2 separate regions of the Homo sapiens genome follow, and region 2 is linked to region 1. A link is an interaction called in ENCODE POLR2A ChIA-PET data of the cell type or tissue named here. Cell type or tissue: IMR-90. All regions are shown on one strand. Each heading gives the region's core, and the rest is flanking DNA. Links, peaks and the distances in the headings are about the cores only. Region 1 holds the start of LOC107986423 (a long non-coding RNA gene). Region 2 overlaps ARHGEF28 (Rho guanine nucleotide exchange factor 28).

Region 1 (16,414 bases), core at 3,248-11,247:
GCATACACACTACAGTAGACCAGCTTACATGAGCCACTTTAACTCATATCCTGTCCCATGAGTACTGTCCTAAGCAGCATGTTTAGCCGTGTTTCCCAGGAGAATCAGGGTTCCTGTTTAAGAATTCCAAGAACATACTTTCTCCTGACACAACCCTGGCAGTGGGATTACACTTCTCCCTCTCCCCACATACACAGAGCTATGGAAACCAGGACACCCAATCAGGTGAGAAAAAGGACTTGGGCACAGGTTGCCACAGTGTGGGAAGAGGGACTCTGAGGGTCTCCCCTTAATGGTCTGTCCCCACTTTATTGCAGAGGGACGAAGGGCTCGCCCACCAGCCTCCTTTCTTTGCCACCACTCACTGTGCCAGCCCGTCTTTTCTCTGGCTACTTGGGCAATGGAGGAACAGATTTCTGTCCCAGTTTCTCCATTACCCTGCTATTCCTCCTGAAGCAAGCACACACTCCCTTCTGATATTTTTTAGACTCTTTTCCCACTGGTAACAAGTGGCAACATACAACAGAAATAACAAATAAGGGTAAAACAGTATAACTAAATAAAATTAATATGGAACCAAAGAGTAGGTTCAAGTACACAGAACTCACTTTACTCACTAGGAGCATGCCCCTGGGCAAGTAATCTCATGTCTCTGAGCTCCAATTTCGTGATTGATAGAACAAGACAGTCAAACCACCTTATGGCTACAGCTTCTTCATCTTAAAAAGGGCCACAATGAAAGTTTTTCCAATACTCAGAATACAAATGAGTCTGATATTTCTGGCTCCTCCTTGCTCTACCAACAAGGCATGCTTTTTCCCAAAAAGCCTCATCCAAACCCTCCTAGACTCTTTCAATTCTGGATCAGGTGCTCCTTCCAGGGCTCCTGTCCCCCTTCCACTCCCCACCTCTTTCCTACTCACCCTCCACCACAAATAAATATATCAAAAGCCACATGAGTGACATTTAGGAGGCAGGACCATCTAATGTTCAAAAAGCCAAGATTTAGATTCAGATGTGCAGGTCAATCTGTTTAGCAACTCAGCTTATGACTCTAGGCAAGCTACTTAATCTGTCTTTATCTATACAATGGGGATCATACATAATAATGCCTATTTCATAAGACAGTTGTAAGGATAAATGAGTAACACACATAAAGACCTTAGCAAGAACCTGGCACATACACACATTATAACACCATTATCATGGTGATGGCAGTGACTGCTATAAATCTTATTTTCCTGAAAGATGGCACTGCCTGATTGAAGTGAGATTACTCCCCAGAGGTTGGCCAACCTAGGAAATTCATCCCGAGAACCATTCATGGAAAGGAGAAGTGAAGTTTCTGTTTGCAGGGAGAATGAGAGACAGGATGAGTGGTGTGGGAAGCTGTTAATGAAGAGGAGGAGGAAGAGGTGCAGTCCTATTCATTTATCCTTCCTCTTAGCCCTCACCTCACTGCTCTTCATTCTTGAGAGAAGGGCTGTGATATCTCAGGGGCCAGCCCAGGAAAGGTATTCCTGTAGCCACCTGACTGCAATGATGCAAGGCCAGGCATGTGAGAGACAGAAACAGCCTGTAACTTCTAGAATTTACCTTGTTTAGGGAACATTCAGCCCTCCATTTCATTTAATGAGAATCTGCATTCATGATTCATTTAATTCCAGAAATCATTGATAAGTTTTGCTGACTTGTTGACTTCTGGTAATACTGTTTCACATGTAAAATATTATCCTCTGCCTCTGTCTTCTGACATTAATAGATTTATAATAATATTTCCTAGAAATGGCATATTTCCCAAAGGACAGAACAGGAACTGACAGTATAAGGGTTCCACATAAACAACTCGATCTTGATCTTTTATAGTACAGAAACACCCTCCACAGAAGCAACATTCAATATTTCATGGAAAATATGGATTTCCCAGACACTGGACATATTGTTTTCTGAAACATGATTTGTGGAAACAGAGACCTGCCATTATATTCCAATGTGAATGTCAACCAAAAGCATCTCTGAATGTAAGTTAATGGCAAGTATACTAAATAGAATCAAAGTAAATCCATCCCCCCAAGAATAATATTAGAACTTTTTTATATACTTGCTTTTATTCTTAAAATATTACAACTTTTGATGGATAAGAGTCAAAACATTTGCCTAAGAATAACAAAAATAGCTGAGCAATTTTATAAAAGCTTCACTCAATTAATTCAATCATTCACTCAACTAAAATGTATCAATGTACTGATTAACAGGCAAAGATCTCAAGAAAAGATGATGCAATCTTTGCCTTTCAGATGTTTGATCCAGACTAAAACAGATCATTACATGCACATGTCCTGGGCAACATCAAGTAGTAGGATCAAATTGGGACAGGTAGGAGTAGAGAGTAATTAAGAGAAGATATGACAGAGACTACTGGTTGACCCTCAATATCAATTCTCCCCTTCATTTTATGGCAGGCTCCCTCAACTTTAGCAGGGTGCCTGGCTAACCAGCTAAAGCTGTTCTGTCCAATATGGTAGCCACTTGCCACATGTGGCTACTGAGCTCTTGAAATGTGGCTAGTCCTACATATTGAAATAACAATATTTTAGATATAGTAGGTTAAAAATACTGGATTACTTTCACCTACCACTTTTGACTTTTTAATATGACTACTTGAAAATTTTAAATTATGTGGCTTACATTGTATTAATATTGGACAGCGCTAAGCTAAAGACTACATCACTCAGCATTCCCTGAAGTTAGGTGTGAGTATGTGATGTTTTGGCTAATGAGACTAACACAGATTGAGTATTCCTTATCCAAAATGCTTGGGACAAGAAGTGGTTCAGATTTTGAATTTTTTCAGATTTTTGGAATATTTTCAAATACATAATGAGATATCTTGGGGATAGGACCTAAGTCTAAATATAAAATTTACATTTCACATATGTCTTATATGCATAGCCTAAAGGTAATTGTACACAATATTTTTAATAATTTTATACATAAAATTAAATTTTGACTGCATTTTGACTACAACTCATCACTTGAGGTCAGGTGTGGAATTTTCCTCTTGTGGCATTATGTTAGCCCTCAAAAAGTTTCAGATTGTAGAGCATTTCAGATTTTGGATATTTAGATTAGTCATGCTCAACCTGTATATACAATGTCTGAGTTGGGCTCTTCAAAGGAAGGGGTATGCCCACCACAATGTCCTTCTCTGTTCTTACTGGCAAGACGCAGACAAGTGGTGGTGAGCCAGCTGCCACCACACCAATAAGCATAATGTCCTAGTGATGGCGGGGCAAGAAAATAGAAGGAACATGGTCTCTAGATAGCCTCATAGATGAGCCACTCTACTCTCCAGATGAGTAGGTGTACTGCTTAGACTTTTACTTAAGAGACACATTCCTATCTTATTTAAGCCTCTGTTTAAATCTCTTTAAAGGAACCTAAATTATATTCTAGTTAACCCAGGAGAGTAGAAAAGAAAGATTCCTAAAGAGCAAATACTTTTAAGGAGATCTTAAAGAACAGATGTCAGCCAGGGGAAAGAGAGTGGTTATATTGATCCGAAGGGCCAGAAGCAAGATGAAGAGTGTTTGGGGCAGAGGAGACAACAGAGCAAAGGCAGAAAGCCAAGGACCCACATGATGTGTACAGTGAGCTCTCAGACAGGAGCATGAGCTTGGAGACAGGGAGCACAGAAAGATGGAGAGCGGGAACACCAAGGAACATGCTGCAAAAAAGCAGGTCAAATCCTAGAAAATCTTGATTGGTGGCTGGAGAACCTTGAACTTTTTTTGTGTAGGAATAGGGAGGTACTGAGGATCCTACTCAAGGAGGGAACAGCCAAATCTCTTTTCAGATGGATCATGCTGGCACCAGTGAAGACAGATTTTCAGGAGGCCAGATTGAAGTCAAGGAGAATAGCACCAATCCAGACACTATATAATCAGGGTCTGCGTTGCAGCAATACAGCATGAAGAGGATGTGTCAGAATTAAAGCCTGTGCAACAGGTAAAATCATCCCAGGGAATAAAGAAGAGGGAGATGTAAAAACAGACTTTTGGGTATCTGGCTTAGAAGAGAGTGCCAACATCCAGGGCAGGGAAGGCAGGAGGGGGAGCCATTTCTGGTGCAGCAGGGAAGTGGGGTGCAGTTTCAGACACTGGGCCTAAGATGTCAGCCTTTGTGCCAAATCATGTCATTAACAGATTCCCCTCACCCAGTGCTTAAGTATGGTACCAGAATCATATCAAAGATGTAGATTTCAAGTGGGCATTTATGTAGTTACCCACTGACCACAGATATGGACATCCAAACCAAGAGGAAGGGGAGGAGGGGGGAAAGGAAAGGAGGGGAAATTAATCAAAATCACAAGAATTTAAAGACACTGCTGAAACTCTCCAGGCTCTCAGAAAAAAAAAAGTGGGAAAATAGAAATGCACAAGACCTCTAGGGGAAATGGAGAATAAAAGAGTTAAAGCTATTACAAGAATTTAAAACTTTTGTTCAAAATGGTTCTTTCTTAACCTCTGCATTAATTTTGTTAGTAATAATAACACATCCCAACTAGCTTACAATACTTCATTTTCTCTAGTTCAGTATCATGTTTTCTGAGGAAGGGTCAGACATATCAAGATATAATCCCATTTAAGTTTTATTCAAAATTAAAATTAGTCAAGGGAGATGGAAATTCATAGTGAGTAATTTCTTATTACTCTAAACTATCAGAGTATGGTATTTTCTCAGAACTTACATACTCATTTTGGCTATTTTTTAGGAAACAATCTGAGAAGAAATTTCATCATTTCTGAATTTTGAAAAATGCCAGTGATTGGAAACCCTAACAACCTAATTATGTAAATACTTTTTAAAAATATGACCCTGAGAAGCCAGATACAGTACACGTCTGCAGTCCCAGCTACTAGAAAGACAGAGGTGGAAGGATTGCTTAAGCTCAGGAGTATGAGACCAGCCTAGGCAAATAGTAAGACCATATCTCTAAAAACAAACAAACAAACAAACAAACAACTTAATAATTTGATTTTTTTAAATGACCCTAACCAAGTTGCTTAAATTCTCTGAACTCCAATTTCCAGATATTTAAAACGATCAAATCTGACCTACCTTCCTACCTCCCAGAATTGTTGAGGATTGAATGAAATGTTAATAGGAGCCCTCTAAAAACTATAAAAAGATATACAAATTTTATTTTCTTACACAGAAGAAACTCCGCAAAACTACTAAAATCTCTTTCTTGTACAGAGAAGCAAACTAATGGATAGAAGGAAAGCAATAGCAATAATTAACCATGATTTCCATAGAAAATCTTCCTAAGCAAAAAATAAACTGTATCAGTGGAGTTTAATACAGATTCCCAGCTCCCACCTGCCAGAGATTCTAATTCAACTGGTCTCAGTGCCCAGGGATTTGTAATTCAAAGACCTCTCCAGGTGGTTCTAATGACTAGCAACAGAAGCTAGCCAGGTTTGTGCAGGGAGGAGACAGGCAAGAGAAAAATAAATGATAAGCAAAAGGAAAGTAAATGCAAAGGCAGAAAATCAGGCAGCAGTGTATGTTCAAGGAGCTCCTGGGAGATCTATTTGGCAGGAGGCAGGGCCAGAGAGGAATACAGGAGCCAGAGCCTGAAGGGTCATGAGGACTGAAGATTATCAGGGCTAGTGAGGGACTGAAAGTGGAAAACGGACATGCTCAGGTTTGCATTTTAGAAACTTCGTGCTGACAGCAGAGTGGAGTATGGATGGTGCTGGGGGAGCAGAGGTGGATGCAAACAGGTAGACGAGAGCATGGAAACACAGACTATAGCCAGGAAATCATCACAATAACCCAGAGAAATGGTAAAATCTGAAATATAGGTGAACATAGGTGAGGAAGAATTCCACAGAAATTAACTCAGGGTCTGCTAGTTTAAATGCTTGTCTATAAGACAGACTCTCACTAACTGTGCAGATAATACATCATGGGAGACACAAGAGCTACATACTGAGTGGTCCTAGCAGTGGCACACCTAGTGCATCTGATGCTGTCTATAAGACAGACTCTCACTAACTGTGCAGATAATACATCATGGGAGACACAAGAGCTACATACTGAGTGGTCCTAGCAGTGGCACACCTAGTGCATCTGATGCTGTCTATAAGACAGACTCTCACTAACTGTGCAGATAATACATCATGGGAGACACAAGAGCTACATACTGAGTGGTCCTAGCAGTGGCACACCTAGTGCATCTGATGCTCAAATAGGCAGGTCATTTAACATTCCCCACATCTAGATGACAAAGATATTTCCAGTGATAATCTCAAAATAAAATGCATGGTAATCGTGACCAGAAAAGGAATGCAGTGAATTTTTTTTTTTTTTTTTTGAGACAGGGCCTCACCCTTTTTCCCAGGCTGGAGTGCAGTGGCACAATCTCAGCTCACTGCAGCCTTGGCCTCCTGGGTGCAAGCGATCCTCACATCTCAGCCTCCTGAGTAGCTGGGACTACAGGTGCACACCACCACGCTGGGTTGATTTTTGCATTTTTTGTAAAGATGGAGTTTTGCCATGTTGCCCAAGCTGGTCTCGAACTCCTGTGTTCAAGCGATCCGCCTGCCTTGGCCTCTCAGAGTGCTAGGATTACAGGCGTGAGCCACCATGCCCAGCCCAAATTTTTACTTTATTGAACTGCATACTATATATAATTGTGCCAATAAAAAAATAAAGCAAATATAAATAAAACTATTAAATGTCTTCCAAAAATATAATGAAGGCAACCACTAAATTGCACTAGTTATGTAATGTTTTCTTTTCTTCATTCATTTTTCAGTTTTTAGAAATTGAATTTCAGTTTAAAAGATATTCAAATTCAATAAATTATTTGAAGTATAAAATGTTCACTTATGAAACTAAAATATTATAACTCACAGCTCTCATTCTGTTTCACTGCTTAACATTTTAAACACAAAAACTCCAAGTGGTCACACAGAATGACAGATTTAAAGTAACCTAAGCTTTGTTTTGGTCTTTAACATCACCGTGTTACCATTGCTTATTTCAAACCTACCATTTAAATGTACTGTTAAATAATACTATAGAAATCAAACACTTGTTCATGATGTGAATTTGAACTATGCCAAACCTTTGTGAATTTACTCTCAGAACAAATACTCATAGCATGTGTGGGACCCAACTATATAACTGGGAGCTGTCATGGACATAAATTTCATGTCGAATACAACATGTATTAAAGGATAAGTCATTAAAATGTACAAGTTTGAAGTTTACATAGATATTAAAATGTAACAGTGACTGCAGCAATTGTTTAGAACTTAAACCAACAGATTTTTTTTCAGGGAGCAGCCACATGAACAGATATTAGAGCATGATGATAGTAAAAACCAACTAACTAAAATCAGTCTTAAAGTGTTTTTAAATTCTTTGCAGATAATACACCCCTTACTGTCTGTACCCTGGGAGTGAGAGCAGAGGAGTGTGCCCACTGTCCTTGGGATACCACTGGAAAATGAAAAGAACCAAGAAGACGGAATCAAGGCCGATAAAGAACAAGCTCAGTGTGGTAGAACAGAACAAAAAAAAAAATCAGGGTAATCCTTGGGAGTGACCGAATGAGAAGTCACCCTCAGTTCAAAATGCAATGCATTTAAAATGCAAACAGACTCCTGGAATGCATTAAACACACTGGGAACAGAGCACAGGTATCGAGAGGTCAGAATTCTGAGTCAAGACTATTGTGTCTAGTCTGAAGCTTTTCCTCTAAAAAACAACTATGAACTTGGAGAAGTCATAATTGACCAACCAAATAGCCAATTAACTCTAGGGGGAAAGTTAAAAAAACAAAAACAAAACCCTGTTTTACACCTGGAAATATTTAGGATGACAAACTATGCAAATCAGATCCCCAAACACAGACAGATATCTAACATAGACGGTGACAAGTATAAACAATTAAGGCATTTAGTTTCACTATAAAGACAAATCTGCAAATGTAGAGGCAGGAAAAATTTCAGATCAGTTGAGTGGATTGAGTGGAACATAACCTCTTCTGGTCTTTTTCACAGGCGGACAAGCAGGATTCCCCCGCTCCAAGCCTTCTATAGAGGCTGCAAAGGAAAGTGATGAGAGCAAGGGCTTAGAGCCCCACAAACTAGGGATCAATAAACAGGCTACAAACCCCGCAGCAGGTTGCTTAACCTCTCAGCTCCTTAGTTCCCTTATCTGCAAAGCAGGAATAGTAACATTGTTGCAGGAATTCGAGGTAGTAGCATGAGGCTCCAAGCACAGTGCCTAACAAGGAAAAGCAATCGATAAATGGCCATCATCCTCTTCATTATTAATATCAAACTCCAAACTCCAAATGATACAAAGTGATCTTTCCATACCTGATGAAAATGTCACCAGATACTCCCTATAACGCAGCCCTCAAATGCTGCAGGGACTGCTTAGATGGTTGACTAAACCTCGTAAGCTCCATTTATACAACTGCGCAAATATGTTCAGAGGCTTTGCTAATTATGAGAGATCCCTGTCTTCTGTGGTAGGAATACCACTCATCCCCAGAAGACAAGATCCAGATGCGATAATTTTTAAAAATATATTAAAAAGCCATATCCTTCTCAATGAGGCAACAAAAACTCAAGACTCCAAGACAGTCAGTGTACTTAGGCCCTAAACATTTCTGATATGGAGAAGCAACTAATTTTTTTAAGAGTGTTATTGTTATAAATGAACATGACTCCAAATACAGATGAAATGAGCCAAAAAAAAAAAAAAAAGCCTTTCCCCTGCCATTATTTTTTCATTATGCCCACTAATCCAGGAGAAGACAGTCTTTTAGTCACCAGGTTTGAAGGATTAGAAGAGACTAATGCTTGGGGACCCTGAAACTGTCTTTCCTCATGGAAGAGGAAGGCAAGCATTTACAAACCATTTAAACCAATATATGACAGATGTACTTACACAAATCTCTTTGGTGGTAACTCATTTTTCCTGAAAGAGGGATTTGTGGTTAAACAATGCTGTTTCTCAAGTGGTCTTATCCTCTAGCTAAACAATGGAAGAATGTAAGAACAGTGTCTTTGTGACCATGAGTACAGAACCAGGGATTCCTACCAGAACATGGCCACTCATTAGTCCCTCCTTCTACACAACAGCCTCTTTGAGGCTTTCTTCCCCTAATTTGAATTGGCTCCACATTTTTCTTACATGTTACTAAACGCAGAAGTGCTAAATTGACAAAGAGACTTAGGAACTGGCACAGTACCAACTGATTACACTCCCTGCTTTTCCACACACATATTTACAGCAATAGTAAATCTATGTCCTAAATAACTCTCTGCAAATGGAGCTACAGTTTTTGGTTTTATATTTAAATATCATTTAAACTTTTGAAAGTGTTTCCAAAGTTAATTTCTATAACTTCATTTCATCAGCAAACTACCCAGTTTTATCTAAAGGGCTGGTATTATTCCCATTTCATAGATGAGGAAACTGGAAATGCAAAACACTCATCTAAATTAAGCTAGATTTAAACCCTCCTCAAGTTTAATTTTGAGACTCTAAGTAAGAACAGCTGTATTTTAGACAAAACTTGCTAATAAATCCTCAGCTGGCTGGCTTGTAGAGATAATAATTTCTTCTTTTTTGTTTAATTTTTAAAAAATTGTTAACATTAATAATACAGAAGAAAGTTTGGCTTAAACAGAGTATATGATCATTTGCCCTCCACTAGCTTAAACTTCCTTTGGCACTATAAATATCATATCTCTGCCAAACTGGTAGCTAAATGGCATTCTGATGTAAGAAGTATGAAAGATACTTAATAAGGCTGTTTAACTTTCTTAGGGGCTTTTCACATTGTACATGCAACTATTCATATATTGCTTATTGAATCACAGAAGGTGACAGATGAGGAAACTGAGGACTGGAATACCAGTAGCACTTATGGGATTATGTCCAGGTACCTGTCTGATCCCTTCAAGAGAAAAGCAGAGAAGAATCAAAGGAAGAGAGTTGAGACAAAGAGCAGGAGCCCAGATAAGAAATGTCCACCCCAGGCCTAGCTTACCATCCTCTACTCTATTCTAGTGGTCACAACATTATAGTACTAATGTCCCATACCTGTCATTTTCAAGAATGCTAGCTATTTCCCGTATGTGCATCTCATTTTAACCATATTCTGGTTTAGACATTCATCTGCGTTAAGAATATAAAAAGCAACACTTACTACAGTATTGACATTTATAAAGCCACTGATTGATTTGCCAATACACAGTATTCATTTTTATACAATTTGTTATTTCTAAATAAGAAAATGAAAAAGCACAAATGTGAAAAAGCATACCACTAATCTGAATAGCAGGAATGCCTCTAATTGCATAAATGTCAACCCCCAACACGTCTTCTTCAAATCTATTTATAGACTTCAGTTTTACATGGGATACACTATAGTTATATGACTTTAAATGTCTAGTGATATAAGGCTTACTATGCTATGTAGTCCTACATTACAAGCAAAGGAAGACTTCTGGTAGAAGAAACCACTTATTTTTCATTATTAGAAATTATCTATTGTATACTTGTACTCAAACTGCAATAATCCTATGTTCAATAAAGAGACTATGGCTAACAATTCACTGATAAAATCAATAAAATATAAAATTTATAGAAATGGTAAAATGTATATAAATTTATAGTTATGGTGTGCATATATATGTATACATACACACATTTTTTTACTAGCCAAAATATACTGACCCAAATATCCAAAAACAAACATATGAATGTTCTCAACAGCTGCACAAGTTACTGAGCTAATTACAAATGTCTCTCTGTACATATCTGTATAATTTTTTGATTTAGAAAAAGATGATTTCTAATTTGTTTTATTTCAAGATAGCTCATGCTCATTGTAAAAAAAAGGATGTATATATATTATATATATATATATATGTAATAGAAAATGAAAATCCTCCCTAATCTCTCAAGAGGTGACTGAATGAACAATACTTCATGTAAGTTTGGCCTTAAGACATGGTACATTTGAAAACCTACTTTGTAAAAATCCTACGTGCTAGGGCCATGAAGATCTTCCTACCAGAAAAAGGCATTAGGCTGGACATCAGCCTCCAAAACAGCTGCTCATTCTCTCTTCCCTGTAAGAAGCCTTAGATTTGCATACAAACACTAGCTACAAGCGCCAGCTACTCTAAAGAAGGGAAAAAAGGAAAAAGAACTGTGCAAATATATCAGTGGGGAAATCAACCACATATTTGGAATTCTATAGAAAAAAGTTAACAACAAGAAGAAAACAGGCACCTGGCAGGAAAAAATGTTAAGGAAATTATTGAGACGTGATACACTTCCTATCAAAACAACACATGAGGTGGTGATTCATTCGATTAGTATTTTCTAAATACTGTGCAATTTTAAATGTTCCATAAGTTCAGTGGTATTCAACTGTGGCAGAGAAGGATTTTATGTTTTTTAATTTTAGGTACTAATCAGTTCAAATCACCCTGTACCCCAAAATAAATAAAAACCAGTATGTACTCACTATATTCACAACAGTATTCTTTAACGTCACAAAGGCAAGATAATGCACTATAATTTACTTTCCCTAGTTTAGTTTTGGCTTAAGCTGTGGTCTTCAATGTAACTCAAAGTTGTAGGATACTTGGCCCTGGACTAGAGGCCTCTCCTCAAACAATTGAAACATTAGAATCAATTTGCTATTGACATATCAAGAACAACATCAAGACCTTTATCAAACATTTCCAGGATTCTATAAAATTGTTTCAATTCTCAAGTATCTACAGTTATAAAAATAGATTCACACATGTATAACTAAGTTTTTCCATACAAAGTTAAGATGTAAAGTCATGGCAAGCATATTGCCACAATAAAACAAACTGGAATATAAAGGAATCATCTTTTCTGTTTGATAATATTTGAGTTTCCCTCCCACCAAATAGCTACAGTAAATATTTATTTATAAGCCCAACTTTGAAAGGGTTTTAAAAAATTATTAGCAGCAAGTAATTATGTATGTTCAAAAAATAATAGTTTTAAAGCAAGTGCTACAGTTTGTGGTTGCATTCTAACGTCTGAAAGATAATCACTCCAATTACAGATTTTAATTAAAACATCAATTTCTTAAATTCACTTGTTTCTATAACATCACTGGAGCAGATGCATATTTACAATATACATTACATTTAGAACACCATAACAGGAAAGAAGAAAAAAAAAACTAAACAATACTTTGATCTCTATTATACCAGGTACGGCTCCCAGAAAATTGCCTTTGCTCAGGCTGCTGAGAGCACGCTGGTCCATTGCTTCTCCATATCACAATGTATTTACTGGCTTTTATGGCAGCTAATTTGTCAGCATTGAGAGCTCCTCAAGAGCTACCTCTAAGCTTCTTATCTCTGAACCTCCAGCATGCAGCATATGTCTGCCTTACAGCAATTACTAGCTAAACCCAACTCAATAAAGGCTCAAAAAATCAAATAACACTCCCAAAACTCCCTGAAGTAAAAAAGCTTTGGAAAGAACTCCTAAATGATAAGAGGGCTTAGAGCCCCTACACTCAGCAAGTAAAATCCCAAATAGAATAAATCCATTGTCCAAATCACCAATATAATAAAATATCTTTATCTTGAGGCTCTGTGAAAAGTGGAAGGATGTCATGCTTTAAAATACTACCTTTTTATAAGCACAAGTGTGTTTTCTTTCATACCACTAGGTAGGAACTACATAAAATACTAGAGGTTTTACAGATTTGCTATCTCTTTTTGAGGAAAAAAATTGTGAGACTAAACAGAAGGAAAATCCCTAAGTTTCTTGAGAGAAGGAGGAGAGGTAGAGAAAGATGGGAGCGGGGTTAGGGGAAGGGAGAGAGGGGATGGAACCATTATATAAGTTCTTATTTTAGCTAAAAACTGATAGTTATCAAAAAGGCCATACATTTCAGAGCATATTCTCCACCCAGCCTCACTGGGGTTAGGTACATTAAGTTCAATATGTTAAAATGAAATTAATACCCATTTTCATTCATCCTAAAATTCAATTAAAAATAATTACTTGATTATTACTGGCTGATTCCACCTCACTGCTCATGAAGTATTCTGACAACAATAACATGAGCTGCCATGACAGGGTAATCTCAAAGTATTTGCAACCATTTCTCCCCATAAAGATGCAACACTGAAGCACCATCTTCAAACTCAACTTCCTGAACAATCTAGATGTTGCCAGTCAAGTGTCTGAAAGCACTCTGGGAGCCAAGCGTGATGCTCGTAATGTGAGGGAGGCTTAAGACACCATCCTTACCTCCACAGAAACATAGAACTTGACAGATGGAACACACCGTGGAGATGGTCTGACCCTGGCCCCTTGGGTTTCAGATGAGGTCACCAGAGCCGAGAAAGGTGATATGACCCACCCTATATATCAGTGGCAATGCTAAGACTTCAACCCAAATCTACTTCTGGTCCAACCTTTGCTACATTCAGACTGACAATCTTTTTAAAACCTTCATCTTGCACACACTCTACTACCCCACTATGATGAATGGTGTGAACCACCAGCAATCACTTCCAACTCACACTAAAGAGACTGTTTTTCAATGAATTGAACATCAAACATCTCTCTACTTCTAATTTCTTCTGCTGCTGTCCACAAAGGTGCAACACAGCTGATGAAGATAAAGCTTCCTACCATAAATGTGAGAGGGGAAAAAAACTTACTCTTTATTTTTAATACGAAAAAACCTCTAATAAACAATATCCAAATTACTGTTAACATTCATGTCAAGATGTAGTTTCTTTAAACTGTTCTTGGTAAAGTTGAATTTTCTCTAGCTCAGCCCTACCATTGTGAGACAAGCATGCCAAGTGAAAAGTTAATTTGGGACTTTCTGTAGATACGAAGAAGATAACCTAGAGGGTTCATTTTTATTGTAACAACCTAAGTTATCTATAGTTGAAATCTTAAGCACCTTTTTATTAACACTAAAACATTTTTACAAGAAGACTAAAAATCAAAGGACATAAGACCTTTGTCTCATAATAAACAAATTTCTGTCCAAGTTGGAACTTTTCTAACTAAACATCAAGGAGTCCTTGATACTGTTTTATTGTCAGTGAGCAAGATATCAATATTTCTGGTGATCAAATGGGAGAAGAAACAATATACATGTATTTTATATAACAGTTACATATGTCAGGAAACATAGAACTTAAGAGAAATACTTCTATTTCACTCCCCCTTAAAAATCCGTCAGTTAAAACCCTATTAAAGCATTGGCAATGCGTTTTGTGCATTGTTCTTTTTCTCCAAGAATAGGAATGGCCAGCTGAATCCTGCTACATCTCTAGGGGCTGTGATAACTGCTATAAAAGCAACTTCCAGAAATCCATTCCTGAAGTTTTTGACAAGTTGCAAAGTTGACAACTCCGTGAAAGACAACACTTACATTAGATGAGCTGATTCTTATACCTAAATGTGGGTTTCTGATAATAAAAAAGGAGACAGGTTATTCCACAGAGTGATAAACCTGGACTTTAATTTCCCTACTACACTACCATATCCAAATTCCATCTCCACCAAGCTTTATAAATAGCCAATGAAATCACTACCTAAAGAAATCATCACAGTTTATAGAAACAACCAAAGTCCTTCTATTTGGAAAAGACATTGATTCTTGGAGATATGAAGAGATTACTTTCAATGAGCTCAAGACTAAAGCCAGGTCTCCTGATTCCTAGGTGTGTGCTATTTTCCACTCATACATAAATGATAAAAAAAAAATGGCTTTCTTTCTTTTTTTTGAGATGGAGTTTCACTATTGTTGCCCAGGCTGGAGTGCAATGACGCGATCTCGGCCCACTTGCTACCTCCGCCCCCTGGGTTCAAGCGATTCTCCTGCCTTAGCCTCCCGAGTAGCTGGGACTATAGGCATGTGCCACCATGCCTGGATAATTTTGTATTTTTAGTAGAGACGGGGTTTATCCATGTTGGTCAGACTGGTCTCGCACTCTCCACCTCAGGTGATCCACCTGCCTCGGGCTCCCAAAGTGCTGGGATTACAAGCGTGAGCCACTGCACCCGGCCCATGAATGGCTTTCTTTTTACTCTCTTCCCTGGCCCTTTGCAAGAACAAACATGAGGGAGTCATGCTCTTTAGAATTGTATCAGACAGTCTAAAGGCCCAAATAACCTGAGGTTTCCTAAAAATCTAAGGATACTAAAATTTTTATTTCAACTATTTTTAAAACCAGAATGTCAAGAAAGGAATAGGTTGGCTTGGGGCTGGTGATAGAGCATAGAAGACTGATCAAGAAAAGAGATTTCCTCCATGTCTATTTGTATTTTGTCTCCTTTTAGAAAGGAATGATTTTTTAATTAAAAAGGAGAGAAAGAACATCTCTAAGTGAGAAAGTCCATTGTAAGAGAGCATCAAGCTGGTCTGAATCAGTTCCAGGCTGCTGGACATGCCAGGATAGTAAAGAATCTGATGAGATTTCCTAACCATAATCCATCAGGAACTGTGGACAATGACAGAGGGATTCGATACAGGAGACAAGCACATGTCATTCCAACTTTCAAAACGGCAGATTCTACAAATTATAGACAGAAGGCATTTCATGTTGATCCTAGATTAAGATTCTAGAGCAGATTATTAAAAGTGTGGTGTATGAGGACCTCGAAGAAAAAGCAGTGGCATTTTGGAGCCAGTGTGTGCTCCCAAAGAATAAGTCACTTGAGAATAACCCCATTTTATTATGTGGTGATAATTTACCAGACTGTTAGACAAAGAGATATAATAGACACAGTATATATCTTTATGAGGAGATGGGGGATTAAGAACCAGATGCTGATACAAATAAGTAGTAATTAGTTGAACAAGCCTACTTGAAATTGATAAACATCAACCTGAACTGAAGTTTGCATAGACACATCAAATGGCTCTGCCCTAGATTTCAGCCTAAATAACACTTTTATTGTTTCCTCAGGCATTGAATAAATGTTTATCAAACCTATGGATACCTTGAGACTAAAAGGGGTAGTGAATATGAAAAATGTATAAACACTCTAAAAGACTAGGAAAAAATGGTCAAATACAGGAAAATAAATTCAAGAAAGATAAATATTAAGATTATTCATAAGACTAAAAACCCAATTGCACAATTCCATGAATGAGGATATATGGCTCCATAGCAACATACATAAAAAGAAACTAATTTTGAGATGACTATGAACGTGGAAACTCAACAGTACAGTTAAGAAATACTTTTAGGCCAGGCATGGTGGCTCATGCCTGTAACCCCAGCACGTTGGGAGGCCAACGGGGGTAGATCACCTGAGATCAGGAGTTCGAGACCAGCCTGGC
Region 2 (16,414 bases), core at 4,403-12,402, 130 kb before region 1:
TCTCGGTCTCTCTGCTCACATCAGCCATACACCTCAAGAAAGGAAGGAAAAAGAGGGATGTGGAAACTTGGAACATAAGGCCATTCCACTCTAACTGATTCTTGTATCAAGTGTTTTTCATAAGATGAAAATCTCATAGAAACTGGAGAGCCATCTCCATTTGGCCTTTGTGATTATAAAGTCCACTCCAATAAATTATTGAGGTATCTAGATTTACTCATCATAAATCTTCCCCAAGGTCATCAGTATTATCTCAAATGTATATGAGAAATCACAAATCTAGCCTAAGACTTTAGAAGATTTTATAATGAAGCAAATGTTCAATAGAGTTTGTTCTGTTCTTTTCAGGATAGTCACCAAGTGCCATGCCGCTGTCTGAGCATCTCTTCTGAGGAAAAGCACTTGGCTGAGCTCTGCCCCCATGGAACTGATGCTGGCAAAACCAAGCGTCTGCCCAGCCAGAATAACCACCACTTGGTGCTTTGGTGAGAAACCACAGTGATGGCTGAAGGCTTGAGTAGCATTTTTTTTTTTTTTTTAGACGGAGTCTCGCTCTGTCACCAGGCTGGAGCGCAGTGGTGCGATCTCGGCTCACCGCAACCTCCGCCTCCCGGGTTCAAGCAATTCTCCTGCCTCAGCCTCCCAAGTAGCTAGGACTACAGGCGCATGCCACTGCGCCCAGCTAATTTTTGTATTTTTAGTAGAGACGATGTTTCACCATGTTGGCCAGGATGGTCTCGATCTCCTGACCTCATGATCCACCCACCTCGGCTACCCAAAGTGCCAAAGTGCCAGGATTACAGGTGTGAGCCACCACGCCCAGCCAGCTTGAGCAGTTTTAAATGACAAGCATCCTTAAAAGAAGACCCTCATTCTGTATATACTGGATGTGATGCTGTATGTCAGAAAATTACACACCAAATTCCCTAAAACCCAGCAAAGAGAGAAAGATCATACTCTGAAGACCATGTTTTATTTTAACTGATTAAATAAAACTCTATATGGAGTAAGCCAATAATAATCTTTGTTTGATACATAATGTTTTTGGCTAACTCATTATTTCAATTATGTGAAGCAAATATTCTACAAAAGCTGAAACTGTGGCCAATGATAATATTGGTTTTCTAAGCTGACTTTTTACTCTGTAAAGCCTAAATAGTCACGAGACCTGTGTCTTGTGAAGGAATGTGCTTGAGAACACAGGAGGCCATAGGATCTGGTTAGTGTGTTCAATAGACCCCGGAGCACTGCCAACTAGATTGACTCAAGCCTTATTCAAGCCTTACTCAAAATAACACCTTGATTAATCATAATTAAAAGATGGAAATATTCTTAATATTCTTTCAAAGTCTACCAAAAAAAAAAAGAGAGATAAAGTTGAAATGTTTTAAACCCTGAGACTGGCATGCTATGATAGCACCCAAAGGTGGGGTTTGGACCATGATGGGAAGGTGAAAACCTCTTTGGAAAAGAACTAGGATTTTACCTGTTTCCATTCAAGCAGAATCTGTACTGGATTCTGTACTGGATTCTGCACTGGAACAAATGCTTAACTACATTTGAGCAATATGATAATCCAGAAGTAGATATTATACATGTAAGATAGCCCTAAATGTAACTGCTTTAGATAATAATTATAATACAATCAATAAATTAATGAAAATATCCAATATTAAAGTATTAAAACCCAACTATGGAAAAGACTGGCTCAGAAAAGAAAATGAAAATATTATACAAACTCCTATAAAATATATAATAATCTTCATTCTACTGATCTAATGCAGTTTCCAATTTCATGTCCCCCAAGGTTTCATTAAAAAAAGTCCTACCCCCAAAAAACACTGTTCTCATAATAAGAAATTGATGCCTGCATTCTCTGAAGCATGCATTATCACATGCTAGAATCACTATGTACAAACCTTGACAAGAAAGGCTCTATCCCAAAAGTATTTCCGGAAGAGTTTAATATCTGCCTCCAACAAATGCTCGGCTGTGTGGTTCAGGGTCAGGGTCAGCGTTTCCGATGAGTGAATGTAATGCAAGGAGGCTTCTTCACTGAGCTGCACTCGGGAGAAGCTTGGGGACCATCTGCCCTGAAAACTGAAACAACACAAATCAAAACCCACACAGAGCTTCAAAGACACCAGCCCCAGGATCCCAGCCCTTAGGATCACTGCCCCTGATCTTACAAATCCAACTGGCAAAATGATCCTTGAAAGTCACCTACGTGCAATAAATACATAAGATCATAAAAACAGATACTAATAAAGCCATCTTTCTTTTTCCACCTAGAGAAGAAGTCTATTGGAAACCATTGACATATACTACATACTTTAAAGGTTTACATAAAGAATGAAACAGTACTGAATTTTAAACATAGTACTTTACCTCAACATTTCATTCTCCTTTTAATCTGAAAAGATGCCTCTCACTTTAATGGGGCTACCTGTAGTAGAACAAATTAGCTGGCAGCCAGTGGTTTATTAGGTGATTACTGTGGAAAACAGATATGATCTCCAGGGAACATGGTGAGGTTTGGATGTCATAAATAAGTGAGATATTCATAACACATGGTACCACTGTTGTAAATTCTTTCTTATGCAAATTAAAACATGCACAAATTTGATCATGTTGTATTTCTGAACACACTCACACACAAAGGAACGACATTTCCAACCTAAATGTTGTGTTGATTCAAATTATGTGTTTTTTGGAGAGTCATGTATATTCAAGACTTGAATATACACTTATTTTCTGTTATATCTTGGCTGAGAACATTTGTACATTTGTAAATTACATTCAGGCTTCATGGTTAGTATCGCAATATTCTGGATGGCTTATAAGGTCCTGTAATAGTAACAGTAAAGAAACCTCAAGGGGAAATATTAATGTTCTTGGGTTACAGCATACCTCAGCATGTCACATCCCACCAGATTGTTCCCAGATTCCTCAATTCACAGAACTAGCTCTATGCCCCTTTCCTCTTTTAACATGACCTAATTTTGTTAATGAATGTTTGCTTTACAAAAATATAGTATATTTCCAATGAAGGAAATGTTATCTCCATCAGATGGAGTGACAAAAAGAGATCCTTAAAGAACAGTTTTACTCTAAGTCTTGGGGGACCTCTCCAAACTCTTGACACTCATTACTGGCAAGGACTCCAGAAGTTTCCAGAAAACAACTCCCCATGCCAATAACAAGCCACTGAGATGAATGGTCTCTGAACCTGAGCAATAAGGTCACTGTTGTTAATTTAGAATATGGAAGCTCTATCATCATATCACCAGAATTTAGCTTACACTCTACTTCTAATCCCATCCATGAATGGATTTATTAGACCTGGAAACATTTAAAACACGTATCTTCTCGTCTTGGACACAGTAAAAAGATACAAAGCTACCAACAGATGAAGTGTGCCTCTAGGACCTCAGTAGAACACAGAATTGTTCACGATGAATGAGTCAAAGGAAGTGTTCTTGCCTTGCCCTTTTTAGCCAAGGAAGTGGGGTCATGTTAAAACAAGGAAAAGGACAATTCCCTCCAGATAGGCTTGCCCCTTGGCTGATGGTCATTTGATCAAATGAGAAACAAAAATAAACCAAAAGCTCTGATTTCTACTCTAATGTCCACTTATGTACTACATAACTATAAATTAATTACATTGAGTTCCATGAGCCAAACAAGAAAAGCCAGTCCATTTGAACATGCCACATAATAATACTCTAATAATATTTAATATTTATGTAGCATTTACTCTAACAATGGTTAATATTTATGTAGCATGTTGTAATTTTCAACATACTTTCCCATTTATACTTTGGTTTTTTACCACGTTAAGTCAAAAAAATCACTATATATGAATCCTTCTTTCATAAGCTAAGAATAATGGCTGACCTGAACCTTTCTAAGTAACCAACAATACACTCATTATTCACTGGAAGTGTTGATACCCTCATTAACACAGAGAACATTATAGTTTACAAATTATTTCCTTTACATTATTTCATTAGACCATAATGACCACCAAATTGACTAAATCATACCATAGCATTTGTCTGTTATTCATTGATTCAAAAAAAGATTTATATCCTTTCAACAAATATTATGTGCTGGACATTGTACTAGAGCATTGCAATGGGTAAAACAGAAATAGTCCCAGACCTCAAATGATTAAGAGATATATATGAAACAAATGACCACACATATAATTATAATATTGTGAATTAGTCATAATGTTACTCTTATTTAACATTCTGAATTAATCATAATCATCAAAGAGAATAACACAGAAGGGGTTGACATTTAAGCTGAAATCTAAATGCTAGTGTTTCCCCAATTTTTTTTCATTATCACTCCTTTCAGAGCCTTTTGAGACCTTTTTTCCTATCTCACCCTCATGAAACATTAATACCAATTATCCCAGTATATCTGTTTATATGATCTATATATATGCATGAGAGCTAACAGTAAAACATAAACCAACATTAGCTTGTGGTTTGGTTATTTCCATTTTTCTATAATGCTTGGCCGACTTTATACAAATAAGAGAGAGACTATCAAGTAGCTAAACTCACTTTGTGACGTCTTCCACCAGCTTGGAGTGTCCTTCACGTAAAGCTAAGTCTAATGGTGTGGCACCCTCTTCGTTGGGTAAAGCCAAGGCCTGGACTCCCCCCGGGAGACACAAGAAGAACTGGGAAAGTTTAGCCAGGCCCCATCTCATAGCCAGGTGTAGAAGAGATTCTCTGTGAGAAGATACTGAAGAGGAAAAAACACATACCATATTAGTTCCTCCATTTACAAAGTTTGTTTTACACATTTTATCAAAGGGACAGTGTATTTAGACATAATAAGAATGTCAGAGTTGGAAGAAATTAACAATGGCACCCAATCACTGTATCTCATTTTACAAATTTGGAGAGTTCAAGATTTTTGTGAATGCCCAGGTAGGCAGTAGGTGCTGGGGCCAGGTCCGCTGAGCACAGGTAGAGTGTTCTTTCCACCCATTGCACTACACATTCACGTCATCTTTCACTAGACATGCAGTGCAGTCATCTAGGGAAGCAGGTTCTAGGAAAGGACCATCCTTTGGAAACAGACACTTGTTGATATGCAAAGAGTTCCTTGAGGAGATCCTGCTGCTCAGGCAGGGAGGCTTTTAGAGGCTGAGACTGTAGAGGGACTTCCGTTTCCACCCTTTGTCCTCAGAGCCGCTCCTCCCCTGATAAGAAGCCGCAAGAGAAATGGCTTCATATGGGTCATTCTCAAACTTCACAGCAGTGCTTCTACCCATCTACTAAATCCCTGAGATTATGTCAATATTGCCAAAGCCACCCCGTTGCTCTGCTCAGGAGGCTCGACCTGTAAGGCCCCTGCACAGAGGGCCCTTGGTCGGTCCGTGTGCATCAGCTCCACTGTGGTGTTTGCCGCTCTCTGTTGTCATCTTCCAGGCGGAGGGGTCCTTGAGGTATTTTATTCCTAATACCTAGCACAGTATCTGGCAAATGAAAGCCATTTAGCATTTGAGGAGTTGAATGACAATTGGCTGTTAAAATCTCTACGGTTTGTGTGTATTTAAATTACTTAGTTTGAATAGTCTGTACACTGAATTGTTCACTGTAAAATGGACACTGAGAACAAAATGACCTACTTCTCCACAGTTTCCTGTCCATATTAACGCTATCTTACTATTCCATTATCTTCATTAGCACAATTTTACTATTCCAGGAGCCACTTGCCCAGGCAAATGAATGATTGCTCATTATAGGAACCTTCCACAAGACTAACCAACTGTTCAGTAGAAACCAATAAAAGGCAGTTTGAACCCTAAAAGCAATCTTAACTACATTATGATCCTTCCCGAGTCCTGATCAAGCTCCTTTCCTGTCCAACATGCCCCACCCACCACCATCCCCAACATTAAAAACCCTTATAAGGCCAGGCGTGGTGGCTAATGCCTTAATCCCAGCACTTTGGGAGGCCAACGCGGGAGGATCACTTGAGCCCAGGAGCTCAAGACCAGCCTGGTGAATGTGGTAAAACCCACTGTCCACAAAAAATACAAAAATTAAACAGGCATGGTGGCACTCGCCTGTGGTCCCAGCTAATCAGCAGGCTGAGGTGGGAGGATCGCTTGAGCCCAGGAGGCAGAGGTTGCAGTGAGTGGAGATTGCACCACTGCATGCCAACCTGGGCCACAAAGTGAGGCCCTGTCTCAAAAAAAAGACCCTCATTAAGCCAAACTTCAAGTTCTCAATAAATTCTCACCTCACCTCACAGCTCCCCCTTCAAGACACCTCTAAGGCCCTGTGGAGGTGGTGTTCTCCCATACCATAGTAGGCAATAAACTCAGCTTTGTCCTACCTGCAGGCTGTGGTAATGATGATACTTGGGAAGCCAGGTTTCTACAAAGCTCTAATTTGAAACAATTAGAAGGAAACACTCCACCATAAATGAATGCAAATAAAAGGCTTAGTTTACATTTTTAATTATTTATATATCTATATCTATAGAGATATAGATAGCTAGATCAATGAATGTAAGGCATTATACTTAAAATATGTAAATGAACTCATCACAGTGAAATGCCACCAACTTACCAGTATATTTACTCTATCAATCATCTGTGTGACATGGAACACTTCCCCTCAGTAAAATAACATTCAAAATACCAAAATATCTAAAAACAGACAAGGCAATACACTCCTGCCAGACATTTGTTTAATATACTTGATATCTTCAGCTTTATGAAAATTAAAAAACTATGTTAGCTATTAGAGAACTTATCTTTGACTATTTTATCCTTTAACTTTTGACCATTATACTCCTTTGAATAAAAAGTGAGGTTTTTGTTTTTAGATTCCCAGCAGGGTATCTAAAATGTTGGATAATATTTGTATTTTTCTTCCTTTTTAAATAATAACCAGGAATAGACTTGTTAAGATCAGGTAACAAATATACATATGCACACATATGTGCATGTGTACTCCCCAACACAGGAAAACCTGTCAGCATGAGATATTAACCAGGCATACTAAGATGGAATTTCTCTCCTTTTTTTTTTTTGAGATGGAGTCTCACTCTGTTGCCCAGGCTGGAGTGCGGTGGTGCAATCTTGGCTCACTGCAACCTCTGCCTCCCAGTTTCAAGTGATTCTCCTGCCTCAGCCTCCTGAGTAGCTAGGATTACAGGTGCGCGCCATCACCCCCAGCTAATTTTTGTATTTTTAGTAGACACAGGTTTTCACCATGTTGGCCATGCCAGTCTGGTCTTGAACTCCTGACCTCAGGTGATCCACTCGCCTTGGCCTCCCAAAGTGCTGGGATTACAGGCATGAGCCACCGCACCCAGCCCGGATGGAATTTCTAAGACATATCTCCTAATCTGAATATAGTGAGAAATATTCCATAGTTGTATGGATTGTAATTTTCTTTCCCCTCCCAAAAAAATGATCAAAAGGGAACATCTAAACCTTTTGTGTTCCCTTTTCAAATTATACCATTGGTAAAGGAAAGCATGGTATCAATTTAAGTAACACTTTCTGCCATGTCTGGTGCAATGCCCTAAATACCATTGAACCTGGAGTGTATTTCACTGTATTCAACCTGACCAACAGTGTGAGTGTGGGCAGATCTGTTTCCTCTACCACGAGAGCTCTCCAAGCTTGTTCTGCTAATCCAGCTCCCTCTTCTCTCCTTCTGGCTCCATCCTCACATCTTGTTCAATGAGAGAGAACAGTAAACATGCAGGCCTGAATGGCTCACTGTTGCCTCTCTTTCTGAGAATCTACCCACTTCCCGGGGAGGAGGTAAGGCAGGGGAAGAGAGAATCTTCTGATGTTTAAAGAAAACAAATAAAAACTGACCAAAATGTTGTAAGAGAGAGCTTTCTCATTCAGTATGAAAGTTCAGAGTGCAGAGCGAGGCAAACAGCTTGAAATAGGAAGCATCATGACATATATAAATAATTCTGCCTGTTATAGAGTTTCAGATTTCTTAACGGCAGCCAGCAAAACAAACTGTGGAAAGAGGTTATACAATTTGGCAGAGGTGGGAGTGTTTAAAATAATTTCTTAAACTAAATAAATGTCTCTTCCTGTTTGGTTGGTGCCAGGAGTTATTTGAACTAATGTAACCAATGCAGAATTACTAATAATTGCTGTAATGGCAAACATTAAAAGGTACGACCTATAACATCATGAGAGCATGAAAACCAAGACACAAAAAGGAACTGAACAGGCTGTGCCATTCAATAAGCCATTCCTTACTGCATAACAGGAGTCCAACTGCCCCAGATAGGAAGGGAGTGTGGAGTTTGTGCTTCTCACTCTGCCGGGCATCAGTTTCTTTGCCCATGAAATGAGTCTGTCACAATAAAGATCCAAGGTTCCTAAGAGTATTCAATCCTGTCCTAACTCTATGGTTACTATCTGCAAAAACAGCACAGGTCAAAGCTTCCAGGCATCTGAAGCACAAGGGCAAGGAAGGTCAGACAGTTTAAGTGTTACTAAAGGAAAGTGGTTTTGTTACTGGTCAATTTAGAACCATTACCATATCCACACAAGATCTGGCCATACCTTTCAATTAGCCAAAGGCTTAGCTTGGAAGATTAAAGAATAAATTAACCTCTCAAATGTAGGCTAATCGATCATAACCAAATGTGCCACTCTGTGGGGCGTATTGATAATAGGGGAGGCTGTGCATGTGTAGGGGCAGGGAATATATGGGAAATATCTGTATCTTCCACTCAATTTTGCCATGAACCTAAACCTGTTCTTAAAATGTCTATTAAAAAATAATAAAATAGGTTAAATAATTAACCAAGGTCTCCAGAACTCACAATCACTGCTAGAGGAAATGTAAACTGTTACAACCCCTTTGGAAAACACAGCAACATTATCTAATAAAGTCAGAGAAACTAACGCAAATCCAGTCCACAACAATTCCATTCCTACCTATAAACCCTAGCAAGAAACCATGCAAAAAATATAAATGGTCAAAATTCAAAGTAATCTTAATGTTCATCAATGGAATAAATTGCAGTGCAATCATACAACAATATTCTAACAATCAAAATGAATTACAGATTAACACAGAAGGAAGTAATGAATATAATGTCAAAAGGGAAAAATCAAGTCACAAAATACACAGGATATGTTTCAATTAATATGAAGTTCAAGAAGAGTAAAAGTTAAAATTATTACTTAGGCATATATACATACGTTGTAACACTGTAAAGAAAAGCAAGGAAATGGCTACTATAAAAGTCAGCACAATACCTGTTAGGAAAAAGAGAAGAATGTGACTAGGAAAGGAGGAGGGGTATTTGCACTCCTGAGGTCCATTGGTATGAGTGTATCTCTCTGTTTTTCTGTCTCTGTCTCCCTCTGCCTCTCTCTCTCACACACACACATATATATATACACATACAGACACAGGGTAAAATATTTTTTCTGATATTTGTGTGTGTATTAGTCCATTTTCATGCTGCTGATAAAGACATACCTGAGACTGGGCAATTTACAAAAGAAAGAGGTTTAATGGACTTACAGTTCCATATGGCTAGGGAGGCCTCACAATCATGGTGGAAGGCAAAAGGCACTTCTTACATGGCAGCGGCAAGAGGGAGCTTGTGCAGGGAAACTCCCATCTTGAAAACTATCAGATCTCGTGAGCCTCATTCACTATCATGAGAACAGTGCAGGAAAGACCCATCCCCATAATTCAATCACCTCTTACCAGGTTCCTCCCATGATACATGGGAATTGTGGGAGTTATAATTCAAGATGAGATTTGGGTGAGGACACAGCCAAATCATATCATTCTTCCCCTGGCCCCTCCCAAATTACATTTTAAACCCAATCATGCCTTCCCAATGGTCCCTCAAAGTCTTAACTCATTTCAGCATTAACTCAAAAGTCCACAGTCAAAAGTCTCATCTGAGACAAGGCAAGCCCCTTCTGCCTATGAGCCTGTAAAATCAAAAGCAAGCTAGTTACTTCCTAGATACAATGGGGTTACAGGCATTGGGTAAATACACTCACTCCAAATGGGAAAAATTGGCCAAAACAAAGAGGCTACAGGCCCTACGCAAGTCTGAAATTCAGTGGAGCAGTCAAATCTTAAAGCTCCAAAAATGATCTCCTTTGACTCCATGTCTCATATCCAGGTCACACTGATGCAAGAGGTGGTTTCCCATGGTCTTGGGCAGCTCTGCCCCTGTGGCTTTGCAGGGTAAAGCCTCCCTCCCAGCTGCTTTCATGGGCTGATATTGAGTGTCTGTGGCTTTTCCAGGCACACAGCGCAAGCTGTCAGTGGATCTACCATTCTGGGGTCTGGAAGATTGTGGCCCTCTTCTCACAGCTCCACTAGGCAGTGTCCCAGTAGGAACTCTGTGTGGGGGGTCCCACCTCACATTTCCCATCCACACTACCCTAGCAGAGGTCCTCCATGAAAGCCCCACCCCTGCAGCAAACTTTTGCCATGGACATACAGGCATTTCCATACATTCTTTGAAATCTAGGTTCCCAAACCTCAATTCTTGACTTCTGTGCACTTGCAGGTTCAACACCATGTGGAGGCTGCCAAGGCTTGAGGTTTGCAGCCTCAGAAGCCATGGCCCGAGTTCTGTGTTGGTTCCTTTCAGCTACGGCTGGAGCAGCTGGGATGCCAAGCACCAAGTCCCTAGGCTGCACAACATGGGGACCCTGGGCCCAGCCCATGAAACCATTTCCTCCTAGGCCTCTGGGCCTATAATGGGAGGGGCTCCCATGAAGCCCTCTGACATGCCCTGGAGACATTTTCCCCATTGTCTTGGGGATTAATATTCAGTTCTTCATTACTTATACAAATTTCTGCAGCCAGCTTGAATTTCTCCTCAGAAAATGGGATTTTCTTTTCTATTGCATTGTCAGGCCAAAAATTTTCCAAACTTTTATGCTCTGCTTCCCTTATAAAACTGAATGCCTTTAACAGCACCCAAGTCACTTCTTGAAGGCTTTGCTGCTTAGAAATTTCTTCCGCCAGATGCCCTAAATCATGGCTCTCAAGTTCAAAATTCCACGAATCTCTAGCACAGGAGCAAAATGCTGTCAGTCTCTTTGCTAAAACGTAACCTTCGCTCCAGTTCTCAACAAGTTCCTCATTTCCATCAGAGACTACCTCAGCCTGGAATTTATTGTCCATATTGCTATAATCATTTTGGGCAAAGCCATTCAACAAGTCTCTAGGAAGTTCCAAACTTTTGCACATTTTCCTGTCTTCTTCTGAGCCCTCCAAATTGTTCCAACCCCTGCCTGTTACCCAGTTCCAAAGTTGCTTCCACATTTTCAGGTATCTGTTCAGCAGCACCCCACTCTAGTGGTACCAATTTACTCTATTAATCCATTTTCATGCTGCTGATAAAGACATACCTGAGACTGGGCAATTTACAAAAGAAAGTGGTTTAATGGACTTACAATTCCATGTGGCTAGGGAGGCCTCACAATCACAGCAGAAGGCAAAAGGCACTTCTTACATGGTGGCGGCAAGAGAGAGAGCTTGTGCAGGGAAACTCCTATTTTAAAAACCATCAGATCTCATGAGACTCATTCACTATCATGAGTATAGTACAGGAAAGACCCACCCCGATAATTCAATCACCTCACACCAGTTTCTCTCATGACATGTAGGAATTGTGGGAGTTACAATTCAAGGTGAGATTTGGGTGGGGACACAGCCAAACCATATCAGCATGTTTTCTTGCTAGGGTTTATAGGTAGGAATGGAATTGCTATGGAACAGATTTGCTATGAGATATTAGTTTCTCTAAATGTATTAGATAATGCTGCTGTGTTTTCCAAAAATGGTGGTAATAACTTACATTGCCTCTAGCAGTGATTGTGAGTTCTGGAGACCTTGGTTAATTATTTAACTTATTTTATTATTTTTTAATAAGACTGATGTTTAAGGCCCTCTCCAGAAAAATTAAATCAGAACTTCTGGGGCAGGGCCAAGTCATCACACTTTTCCAAATATTCTCAAGTGATTCCAATGCAAAGCCAGAGTTGGGATCTGCTAATTTAAATTAATAAGTGGTTAGCAAAATACAAACCTATATCTTCCTTTTATAACACAGCCTACCCAGTCAGCTCTTAATTAAGATCTATTAGGTATAAGATTTTACCAAAGAACAACAAAAAGAGTTTTCTGTGAGTTTTACAAGTTATTTTTAACCTACATTACTTACTGCTAAACCAGGAAAGAGCTTAAACATTTAGCAAAATATTAAAGCAAAAATGTGATGGATACCATAATCTAAAAGCAAATAATATTTTTCAATACAAGTTAATTCAGAAGTACTTATATTTTTTAGGGCTAAGTAATGTTTCACAACACCTGAGTGGAGCCATTGAAATGTATGCAACACAATACGTTTTTGTTTTGTTTTGTTTTGTTTTTTGTTTTTTGTTTTTTTTTTTTTGAGATGGAGTCCTGCTCTTTAGCCCAGGCCGGATTGCAGTGGCACACAGTCTCAGCTCACTGCAAGCTCCACCTCCCAGGTTCACGCCATTCTCCTGCCTCAGGCTCCCGAGTAGCTGGGACTACAGGCACCCGCCACTGCGCCTGGCTAATTTTTTGTATTTTTAGTAGAGACGGGGTTTCACCATGTTAGCCAAGATGGTCTCGATCTCCTGACCTTGTGATCCGCCCACCTCGGCCTCCCAAAGTGCTGGGATTACAGGCGTGAGCCACCGCGCCCAGCCCACAATACGTTTTTAGAAGACTAATTTTTTTTTGATTCACATTAAATTCAACTCATTAAAATAAGTTTTATTCTGATTTCCAAAGCCACATATGTATTCATGCAGGTCTCAATTTGTTCATCTAAGTCATTCAGTAGACAAACATTGAATGAGACCATTATTATCTGCCAGGCCCTGTGGATACAAAGATGAGTGTGGTGGTCCCTGCCCTTGAGAAGCATACAGCTAGCTTACTTTTGTTCAGAATAAAATACAGATACTCTTTGACTTACGATGGAATTATATCTCAATAAACCAGTCATAAGTAGAAAATAGTGTAAGTTGAAAATAGGTGTTTTGTAGATATGATGGGATGGCCAAACACAAAACACAATATCCAAAAACCACTGGCCACACAATGCACTGTGGAGTATTGACTGATTACTCTTGTGATTGTGTGGCTGGCTGACTGGGAGCCGTGGCTCACCGTTACTGTCCAGCATCACAAGAGTATCATACTGCATATGGCCTAGCCCAGGAAAAGGTCAAAATTCAAAATTTGAAGTACACTTTCTACTGAATGTATATTGCTTTCACACCATCACATTTCACACAATGATAAAATCAAAATCATAAATCAAACCATCATAAATCAGGGACTGTCTATAAATATCTGGCCCATGAAATCACTATGTGATGAACTACAGCTCTAGGCTTACTTCATTGTTTGTAGTTCTAGACACAAAGAATGTGAATAGAAGTAAGGAAACTGTCTGGACTACAAGAAAACAAATCTGCATGTTAAATTAATTCAACCTACATCATGTATCATGATATGAAAATTTACAGATATTTATAAAATGCCAAAAATGATGAACAAAAAGTACAATGAAAAAAATTATTAAAAATTTACATAGAGAGTAGAAGAGAGAATTTGGCATGGGTATCATACACAATCTTTAAGATGTTTTCAGGATTCTCAATAAGAATGAGAAAAGGGTTGTGCCTTAGAGCATCTTCCATTTACACAGCCTACTCAGAGCTCTGGCATGTAGATAAACAAATCAGCCTTTTGTAAACAGGAGATCTGAGGTTGGTGAGTCCAGGATAGGAACTGCAAATACAAACACACTCATAAGAAAGACATGAAATCAGGACATTCCACAGAGCGCAAGACCAACATGGTTGGCATGGCTGGATCATAAGCCCAAAAGGTAGAGGAGGAGGACTGAAACAAGCATAATGGCAGGTTTTTCCTCCCTAAAACTTGTTTTCTGCTTCAGCACAGTCGAGACACTCATATTACAACCACCTCCGGCTGAAAATCACCTGAAAATAATTTGGGAAAACACCCATCACACACACATTCATTCCAGAAAATTCACATAGTGCTGTATAACACTGGAATGTACTTCCTGGATTTTGCATCTCATATTGGCAAGATATACTTTATTTTAGCTTGTGGAACGAATACTAAATCAGTTGCAACTTTAAAAAGTCTTCATCAGAATTTCAAGATGGCAACTCAATTTTTGACCTTCACATTCTGAGGATATTTCCAAACTAAATTATGCATATAGCCACCAGTATAAGATATTAAGAATCCAGATACAACACTGTATGGTACAAAGATGGGGAGACCAAGGATTCAAAGCTCTGGATTTGAACACATAGCAAGCCTCCAGCTAACAGCTAGAATGAAATGGAAAGCCATTTAATTCTCAAGTTTCAAGTTGCTTGATCTGTAAAACGGACATGATAACTGCCCAGCCTACTACCTGGGATTGCCAGGGGGCTGTAATGAAAATAACAAATGGGACAGGGCTGTCAAGAACTATAAAAGCCAGTATTGGGGGGACTAAGCAGTTTTACACATTTGTCTGATCTTTTTAATACAAAAAAACTACAATAAACAGTCACTAAATAGATATGTGGTATGTCTGAAAACAATTTTCCTGTGGTCACAATTTAAAGGCATAATTGTAAGGAACTAGCTGCCTGCTTACCGTGCACTGTAATTGCATCAGATGTGCTATTAAGACAAATGTGCTGTAATCCCATGCTTTGGGCAGCAGGCGGTCATTAGGTGTTGTAAGTAGCAATTATGGCATACCTCCTCCTTTCCAGCCTTTATCGATTTTTCTTTCATTTGTTAATGTTGCTTCAAGGCTATGATTCAAGTCCACCATTCATTTCACTCAACAGATATTTGCTGATAGCCAACTGTGTGCAGGCACTCTTCTGCAAGATCTCCCCTTATACCCCAGATGAGCTAGAATTCTCAGACGCCCTCCCACTTGACTCTCCAGGGACCCTGTTCTGTTTGGGAGACAAATGAAAATACATTGCAGTCTAATTTTATTATTGACAAGCAGAAAAAGTGTGGACTCATCATGCCTCGCAGATGGCCCTTTGAAGTCTGCATTGGAAGTCTGCCTTCAAAGACAACCAGGAAACTGGCCATTCGCCTACAGCCAGGCAGGGTCCATTCAGTGCCCTTGCACTGGAAGCCAGTGTCTTGTGTCCAAAGTCCCGGATTGAGAAATATTAGAAATATTACACTCTTTGGGTATGAGCTACAGCTTCAATGGATGATTTCATCCTTTCCTTCACCTGTAAGGCACAATCAACAAGGGATATTCTGGTGAGACTAGAAGAGGAAGGTAAATGGGATAAACCAAACCGGAAATCAGTATAAAAGATGCTGCCATATCTGGAGGGAGGAAGGGGAGGTTGGAAAAAAGTCAACCAGGAATACAGATGGACAACGATTATCCATGAATGAAAAAAAGAAATGAACCACCACACCAACATTTCTTCTTTCATTCTTACTCAGTGTCAGTGACTATGATAAGGATTTTACCTTTCTTGTTTCTATAAAGAGCTAACCTTTATTCAGCACTTTATATGCGTTATCTCATTTAATCCTGACAGCCATTCTATGATGTATGTACTATTACTATCCTTATTTTATAGGGGCAGAAACTAAGCCTTGACATAATTATGCAATTGCTTAGGCTCACTTAAGTAGTATATGGAACATGAAGGATTTGAACCTAGATTTTTCCACCTCCAAAACTCAAGTTCTTAACTATTATGCCTCTCATTATACAAAGGATGGCTTGAATTGGCCCCAACTGCAGTGATATATCTCATGTACTTGTCAAGGAAAAATACATTAAAGCCAACAACAAAAAAAAATCAAGACTATAAAAATTAAATGTGTTGACAAGAAACATAGGAGAGTCATATACTACAAGAATTGGGGACTACTTTTTAAAAATCAGGAATTGACTCATGTAATACTTATATACCTGTATCTCCTATTATAAACTGCAGATGGGAAGATGGGAGTAGTGAAGAAAAATTTATACAAGAATAAAAAGCTCAAAATAGATTTTGTTGTTGTTGTTTTGTTTTTTTTTTTTTTTTTTTTGAGAGGGAGTCTTGCTTTGTCACCCAGGTTGGAGTGCAGTGGTGTGATCTTGGCTCACTGCAACCTCCATCTCCTGGGTTCATGCAATTCTCCTGCCTCAGCCTCCCAAGTAGCTGGGATTACAGGCATGCACCACCACGCCTGGCTAATTTTTGTATTTTTAGTAAAGACACGGTTTCACCATATTGGTCAGTCTGGTCTTGAACTCCTGACCTCAAGTGATCCACCCACCTCAGCCTCCCAAAGTGCTGGGA

Evidence for each region. Peaks named below come from ENCODE experiments on the same cell type or tissue, not always from the same donor. Only the 100,000 strongest peaks of a DNase experiment are listed, where the experiment ranks them.
Region 2: POLR2A ChIA-PET joins it to region 1 with 10 read pairs; 3 of 35 experiments call an interaction of 5 or more read pairs at or near these places.

What each region holds. Positions count from the first base shown.
Region 1 is chr5:73,633,783-73,650,196 of GRCh38, reverse strand. The region is part of intron 1 of ARHGEF28 (Rho guanine nucleotide exchange factor 28); the gene reads right to left. LOC107986423 (a long non-coding RNA gene) reads left to right here and starts at 1,949. Exons shown (of 3, transcript XR_001742743.2): 1 at 1,949-2,021; 2 at 3,857-4,008; 3 at 7,444-7,699. In IMR-90, for the core only: no CTCF peak of the experiment used is centred there; no DNase peak of the experiment used is centred there; H3K27ac peaks cover 507 bases.
Region 2 is chr5:73,762,202-73,778,615 of GRCh38, reverse strand. ARHGEF28 (Rho guanine nucleotide exchange factor 28) reads right to left here. Exons shown (of 36, transcript NM_001177693.2): 5 at 4,578-4,761; 6 at 1,920-2,100. Among named protein-coding and RNA genes, the nearest start is that of ARHGEF28, 140 kb to the right of the region's middle. In IMR-90, for the core only: no CTCF peak of the experiment used is centred there; a DNase peak (open chromatin) is centred at 7,935; H3K27ac peaks cover 764 bases.